Regions from separate parts of the Homo sapiens genome. Here all the other regions are linked to region 3. Evidence: chromatin loops called from intact Hi-C (ENCODE). Cell type or tissue: mammary epithelial cell. All regions are shown on one strand.

The links. Hi-C counts contacts between places; a loop is a spot of excess contacts. Peaks named below come from ENCODE experiments on the same cell type or tissue, not always from the same donor. Only the 100,000 strongest peaks of a DNase experiment are listed, where the experiment ranks them.
Region 1: a loop joins it to region 3, with 9 times the contacts of the local background. A loop is called at or near these places in 16 of 110 quality-filtered maps.
Region 2: a loop joins it to region 3, with 4 times the contacts of the local background. A loop is called at or near these places in 4 of 110 quality-filtered maps.

Annotation. Positions count from the first base shown.
Region 1 is chr14:100,416,249-100,418,748 of GRCh38, forward strand. All of the region lies in intron 2 of WDR25 (WD repeat domain 25), which reads left to right. Among named protein-coding and RNA genes, the nearest start is that of WDR25, 41 kb to the left of the region's middle. In mammary epithelial cell, a CTCF peak has its summit at 1,376; DNase peaks (open chromatin) are centred at 753 and 1,403; H3K27ac peaks cover 463 bases.
Region 2 is chr14:101,664,181-101,666,680 of GRCh38, forward strand. All of the region lies in intron 1 of LINC02320 (long intergenic non-protein coding RNA 2320), which reads right to left. Among named protein-coding and RNA genes, the nearest start is that of LINC00239, 65 kb to the right of the region's middle. RefSeq lists an enhancer at 2,290-2,500. In mammary epithelial cell, a CTCF peak has its summit at 1,494 (motif pointing left); no DNase peak of the experiment used is centred here.
Region 3 is chr14:100,653,594-100,656,093 of GRCh38, forward strand. No RefSeq gene overlaps it. Among named protein-coding and RNA genes, the nearest start is that of LINC00523, 2.4 kb to the right of the region's middle. In mammary epithelial cell, a CTCF peak has its summit at 1,389 (motif pointing left); no DNase peak of the experiment used is centred here.

The DNA.
Region 1 (2,500 bases), 240 kb before region 3:
TACAAGGGAAGTGCCTGGTATAGTTCCTGGTAATCGTAGATGCCCAAATTGTGACTACTGCTGTTGTAATTTCTATTATTACGTATTCTCAACTCTGATTGTCATTCCTTGATGTAAAAACTTTGCTGTTTGCCCTCATACTACAATACAGGTTGCAGCCCAAACAGTACGGGATGCAAACCAACCCATGTCACCGGCCCATTCACCCTGCCCCGATTTCTGTTCCTATCACAAACTGCCTGCTGTGTGCCTTGAATTCTTTCCAGCTCTTTCCCAAACATGACACACCCTTTTAGGCCTTTTCCCTTTCCTTCCTTCTTTTCAGGCAAAGTCTTCCTTATCCCCCTGGACTTGGCTCAAGGGTCCCCTTCTCTCTGTACCCATTCCTTGAGGTTGCCTTTCTCCCTTGTCTCCAGACTGCATAAATGGCAGTGTGGCCTGTGTTGCTGTAGCACCATGTGCACCTGGGCTGTGCCCCGGCAGTGTTCTGTCTTTGGGCTCACTGGGGAGGGAGCACTGGACCATCGTCCCCAGATGCCCAGGGAGAAGCTTGGTGCTCGTTACTGACTGTAGGGTACTTTTCTGTAGCAGGCACTTGGGGCTCACTTATGGGACCCAGTAACTTCACAGTCATGAGGTACTTGATTTGAACTGAGGAGAAAATGTGTCAATACCTTTCCCAGGGAGAGTCACCCTCACAAACCTTGGTCTGGAAGGCCCATCTTAGCCCAGGGGTGAGATCTTGCGTGGATGATTCAGAAGTCACAGTATTCCTGAAAACTAGTGACTCAACAGAATTATATGGCTTTGGGAGAAAGAGTCCCTCCAGGGGCAATCCAACTACCACAGGCCAGGGGCCAAGCTTTGGTGAGCCGAGCCTGGGCCCTGCCCCTCCCTTCTCTATGGGCCTAGGGTTGCTGTGCTGTGTGTGGCATGGCCAGAGTCCTCCGCTCATCTCCTCACCATCTGTTACTTGTGCGTGTCTCCTGTGCCAGGCCTGGTGCTGACACTAGCTCAGGGAGAGAGGCAGCCGTACCTGGAGGAGCTGCTTAGTAGGACACTTGGCACATGCCACATGCTTTGCAGACTTCTCAGTCTCCCAGCCACTCAGGGATTTGTGGGACTGAGTATCTCAGATCCAAGGTGGTCAGGCGAGGGTGCAGGGAGATGGAGCCATGTGTGGGGCCAGGCTCTTTCCCATGACCTAGGTGCCCCTTCCAACCCCCACCATCCTGTTAAGACCCTGAGCAGCCAGGCTGGTTGCTCCAGCCACTCTTCCCTGGTGGCTCCCCTTTCCAGTTCTGAGGCTACTGCGAGTCACCTTCCTCCTCCAGGGAGGGAGAGAGCTGCCTGAGCATTACCTCTGCTTGCGGATGGGGGTGCTAGAGACCGAGCCTTTTCCTTGTTGTCTCTGCCAGTGAGGCTCTGGAGAGTGAGTCAGGAATACAGCTGCACAAATCGCCCTTACTTTGATACTGTGTGATTGGTCTGCAAGACAGACACAGGGCTGACATCGCATTTTCTGCCTGACTTCTTCCTGGCTGCAGTGACCCTGAGCTGTTCCTAGCCTTCCATCGTTTCTGTTGTGGACAGGCGTGTCATGCTGCCCCTGTTCCTCCTGCCCTGGCCTGGCTACTTAGGCTCTTGTGCATGTGCTCATAGGTTCTCATGAAGGTTGTTCTTAGTTTGCTTATGTCTTTTTTTTTTTTTTGAGACGGAGGCTCGCTCTGTCGCCCAGGCTGGAGTGCAGTGGCACCATCTCAGCTCACTGTAACCTCTGCCTCCTGGGTTCAAGCAATTCTCTTGCTTCAGCCTCCTGAGTAGCTGGGATTACAGGCACCAACCACCACGCCTGGCTAATTTTTGTACTTTTAGTAGAGATGTGGTTTCACCATGTTGATCAGACTGGTTTCGAACTCCTGACCTCGTGATCCACACCCCCCACTCAGCCTCCCAAAGTGCTGGGATAACAGGCATGAGCCACTGTGCCCTGCCTTCTTACGTCTTATATCCACACTGCCTGTGATTTTGTACATGATACACACAATGTCACCTAGCACTGGCCTTTCTGACTTTCATGCAACTATTGAAAGTGAAAAATTTGGCCGGGCACCGTGGCTCATGCCTGTAATCCCAGCACTTTGGGAGGCCGAGGTGGGCGGATCACGAGGTCAAGAGATGGAGACCATCCTGGCCAACACGGTGAAACCCCTTCTCTACTAAAAATACAAAAATTAGCTGGGCGTGGTGGTGCACACCTGTACAAGTCCCAGCTACTTTTGGGAGGCTGAGGCAGGAGAATTGCTTGAACCCGGGAGGTAGAGGTTGCAGTGAGCCAAGATTGTGCCACTGCACTCTAGCCTGGCGACTGAGCGAGACTCCGTCTCAAAAAAAAAAAAAAGGTGAAAAATTTGCACAACAGCACAGTAGTGCAGCCTGCCAGTCTCAGCCACAACGGTCAGGGTCTATGCTAAGGTGAGTTTATGGGACATCCCTGGGA
Region 2 (2,500 bases), 1.0 Mb after region 3:
TTCACTTGACCTATATGCCTTTTTCTCTTTGACTATCTACTTTTGAATGAATTATTTTTTTATTCCATTTTTGTTTGTCTGTTTTGAGATGGGATTTCACTCTGTTACCCAAGCAGGAATGCAGTGGCATAAAGATGTCTCACTGTATCTAACTCCTGGGCTCAAGCGACCCTCCTATCTCAGCCTCCCAAGTAGCTAGAACTACAGGCTTAGGCCACTACACCCAGCTAATTTTTAAAAAATTTTTTGTAGAGACAGGATCTCACTATGTTGCCCAAGCTGGTCTGGAACTCCTTGCCTCAAGCAGTCCTCCTGTCTTGGCCTCGCAAGGTGCTGGAGTTATAGGTGTAAGCCAATGCGACTGGCATTTATTTTTCCATTTTTTTATTCTATGAGCTTGAAAGTTATGCAATCTTGTATTATTCTTTTAATAGTTGCCTTAGAGGTTGATTATAACATGCTTCTGGACTTATTATGTCTAATAATAAATGATAATTTTATGAGAATGCAAAAATCTTACAATATTTTAACTCCATCTATTCTCTCACAAATTATAGGCCAAGTTGCCACACATTTTCATTCTATTCATATTTTTAACCCAACAAGATGTCATTGTCCTATGCTATGAATATTGATTTATTTTCTTTTATTTACTTATTTATCTATTTATTGAGACAGAGTCTCACTCTTGTTGCCCAGACTGGAGTGCAATGGTGCAAACTTGGCTCACTGCATCCTCCACCACATGGGTTCAAGCGATTCTCCTGCCTCAGCCTCCCAAGTAGCTGGGATTACAGACATTTGCCACCACGCCTGGCTAATTTTGTATTTTTAGTAGAGACAGGGTTTCACCATGTTGGTCAGGCTGGTCTCAAATTCCTGTCCTCAGGTGATCCACCTGCCTCAGCCTCCCAAATTGCTGGGATTACAGGAGTGAGCCACTGTGCCCGGCTGAATATTCATTTAGATTTCCCTATCTATTGACACTTTTAGTTGCACTTCATGCCTTCCTGCATCTCTGACCTCTTGCCTGGGTTCATCCTTTGACCTGAAGATACCTTTTAATATTTTCTTTTTTGTAAAACCCAATTGTATTGGTTCTGGAAGTATTCTCTTTAGTGTAGTTCTTCTCATGCCAAACATCTATATGAAGATATCTTTATCTTTAGTCTTGAAGAATATTTTCTTTTCATAGAAAATCCCAGTTTAGCAGCTATTTTTCTTGCAGCACTCTAAAAACATTGTTCTAATGCTGTTGACTTCCTTTATTTCTGTTGAAAATCAGCTATAAGCATAAGGAAAAGGGGTGGGCGTCCAGGACCCACCAAAGGTAGGCTCTGGGACCTCTCTTGCTTGGGGTGGGGACTAGTGGTCTTGGTGTAAGGGCAACCCAGAAGCATTCTAGCCTTCTTGAGTTGGAGAAGTAAAGTGCACCTTTGAATCATCACACTTCCTAAAACTGGATTAAGGCAACCATAGAGTTCTGGTGCCCCCTGGTGCCTGGCAGAGCCAACTTATCTCACACCTGGAGGGAGATCTCCTACATCTTGATGTATTTCTACAATAAGCCAATGAATGCCCTATCACACAATAAGCACATAAGGAGACAAGACAGACTCTGTAGGCAAACAAAACAGAATGGTCCACAGTCACCCAGATAACGGAATTATGATACACAGATCTCAAAATAAATATGCATTCTTTGTTTATGGAGGAAAAAGACAAGATTGAGAATTTTGGCAGAGATCTGAAAACTGTTAAAAAGAAAAAAAGAAGAAGAAGAAGAAGAAAGAAAAAAGAAAGTTACATCCAGTGCCTCTTAAGACCTGGGCAGACTCTTTGGTCGCCTTGTTCTGGAGCCCTTGGCTGTGTGTTGACCACCTCAGGGTTCCATAGCAAAATTCCACAGGCTGGGTGGCTTACATAACAGATTTTGCACAGTTCTGGAGGCTGAGAAGCCCAAAGTCAAAGTGTCGGCAGATTTAGTTCCTGGTGGGGGTCTTCTTGGGGGTTTGCAGATGGCCAGCTTCTTGCTGTGTCTGCACATGGTGGAGAGCCAGGGCTCTGGTCTTATTAGGGGTCTAATCCTATCATGGCGGCTCCACCCTCATGACCTCATCTGAGCCTAATTTCCTCCCACTGAGGGTTAGGGCTCCAACACGTGAATGTCGGAGGAACACAAACATTCGGTCCATAGCAGCCATCTGTTTTGCTTCCACCACCCCGCTGGTCACCAGTTCTGTGTGGGCACCGCCTGACTCCACAGGGAGTGGGCAGCGCATTTCACCCTAAGCCTGCGGTGGATGCCGCTTGTCTCCTACCTCGGGCCTTCCCTGTTGCCAACAAGGCGAGAAACACCCCAGGATTCGCTCAGTACCCACGCCTGTGCGATCCGGTAACCTGAGGTATTCATGCTCCACGGGGTGAACCCCTGATAAATGGGATTTGGCACTGACTGGTAAATAAATTATTCCCCATTCCTCCTCCCAAACAGAATGTG
Region 3 (2,500 bases):
GGGGCGGCCACATCCCACGCAGCACACACACCAGCGAGCCTCTTCTCACCCTGGCTCCCCGCTCCTCTAGGAGCAACTTGGGGAATTCCTACACATTTAATCCCTACTGTGCGCTAAGTAGCGAAGATGGTCGTTCCATGTCACCCTCCCTGCAACCTTGCAAGGTGGGTGCTATCACCCCCAACTAAGCAGGGTGGAGGCGACAGCGGAGAAAACGAGGCTCAGAGAGGCAGAGACTTGTCCAAGGCCACATAGTTGGAAGGCACCAATGTGGGGGCTTGAATCAAAACCAGAGGAAAGATATGCCCAACATTCCTGTCCCTTGGCTCTGGGAGCCCCCGTGGAGGCAGAGATGAGTGCAGGAGTGGGTGCAGAGGTTGGCTCCTCAAAAGAATGCCAGTCCAGGCTGGGTAAACGATGGGTGCTCTGAGCGGTGGGGGGTTTCCCTCCTGCTGTGGGGCTTCCTGAAGGAATCGTGGTGGGAAGCAGGGGTTCCCCTTCAAGGGGGCAGGGGAGACACTCTGGAGTGACATTTGCCACCCACCACTCTGTAATGATCAGAGTGGGAGTAAATGGAGCTGGGCCTCAGAGTAATTGGCCGGGGAACCCTGAGTCTCGGCTCGGCCCAGGGTCACAAAGGTCCCCGAGTTAATGAAGCAAACTCTCCCCAGTGTCAGAGGCCGCCTTCAGCACCCCTACAGAGGACGAAACTTTCAGCAGCAGCTTTTCAAGGTTCCAAAAAGAAAGTTGGTGGAGGGGGGCAGAAAGGGAAGGCGTTGTTTTCATGCCTCTTGCTTCATTTGCATAAGGTGAAAAAATGTTTCCATAGAAACAACTAGAGTCTGTAATTTTTGAATAACGATTTCTGCACACAGCACAACCTGTCTTTTCCAAAGGGGAATTAAGAAATTCTCAACAGCATTTCTTACCATAACAAAAGGCAAAGTTTCCCAATTCTAGGATTGCTGCTCCAGAAGGGAGGGCCTTGGCTCCAGCCCCTGCCCTCTCTCGGCCTCAGTTTACTCCTTCTGTGAAATGGGGCGAATGAGGGTGGAATTAGACTCAGCAGGGATGAAGCCGCCTGCACCGTGGAAGGGGAGGGCGGGCGCTGGAGTGAGATGGGATTCCTGTGTCGGGGCTGGGAGGCAGCAGGGCCGGGCAGCGTTGTGAGGAGCTTTCCAGAAGAGGCGGGGGCAGGGGCTGAGGACCCGAGGACCACCCAGGCCACACGGAGAGGCCCCCGCCCGACCCTGCCCCCCGGGGTCTCCTCTGCGGCGAAGAGCGTGGGTGCAGGACCCCGGCGCGCAGCGCAGCGCAGCGGACCCGGCTCACCTGAGCGAAGGTTGCGGCCTCGCTGGCCGCCTCTGCCCCCTTGTGGCCCGAGGCCACCGCAGCACCCACTTGCCCGGGGCACTGACCTGCGTGGCTGGCTCCGCCAGGGCCTGACCTCCCTCCTGGTGCCTTTGCAGAGGGGGAGCAGCCACAGGGCCTGGGGGTGGGGTTGGGCTGGGAGAGGGACCCCAGGATCCTCTGGCCACCTGCCCTCCTCCCAGGCGTTGGCACACGTGGTTCCACGGAGGGGCTCCCTGGGGCATCTCGGGAAGTGCAGATTCCCGGGCCTGCCTCTGCAGGTCTGACTCAGGAGGCCAAGAGGTGACGGCTAAAGTGGAGAGGACCACAGCGAGGCCTGCAGAGGGTAACGTGGGGGACTTGTCTGCTCCCCCATATTACAGATGAGAAAACTGAGGCCCTGCGTGGGGGGCCCCCCCTGTCCGTGGCTTCCCACCAAGGAGGCCCTGCATGTTCTGTCCATCCTCTGACTGCTCAGCGACCAAGGCAGCTGGGTGGTGGTCCGGGTCTGTGGAGGACGGTAACCGGGGGCTGTTGTCCTTGGAGTCCCGGTCTGCCTGTATTTATCCTCCTCATTTAACTGAGGGCTGATTATTGTGCTGGGACTGGAGCTGGGCAGGCAGCAGTGCCTGGTGTCTCTGGCTTAATTACAGCTGGAGGAGACGGGAGCAATGAGGCGTGAGCTGCTGGTGACTCCAACACAGGAAACGCTCCTGCAGACGTCCTTCCCTCCTCATTTTTAAGAAATACATGTACAAAGCCTCCCCGATTGAAAAATAATGACCCCACTGGATGGTGACTTTTTGGGGGGCAGCAGGGTCTGCCCTCAGCCTAGCTTCTGGAGCCCCTCCTCACTCTGGTGCTCTCCCCTTTAGCCTCCATCTCCTGACCTCCTCCCTCAGCAGGCTTCCGACTGTCCCCTGGGCTCCAGATGGCAGGGATGGGTTTGGAGAGGTGGCACTGTGAGGTGTGGGGAGGCCTGGCTCCTGCTGGTGGTCCTGAACAGAGGCTGCCATTAGGGTTACAGGTGAGACAGATGGGCACAGATGGGCAGAGCCGATGGCTCTGGAAGTTCAGGGGGTGGCCCAGGGTGGCCCATCTTGCTGGGGCTGCAGTTTCCCTGGGCAGCTGGATGTTGGCTGGCAGCACT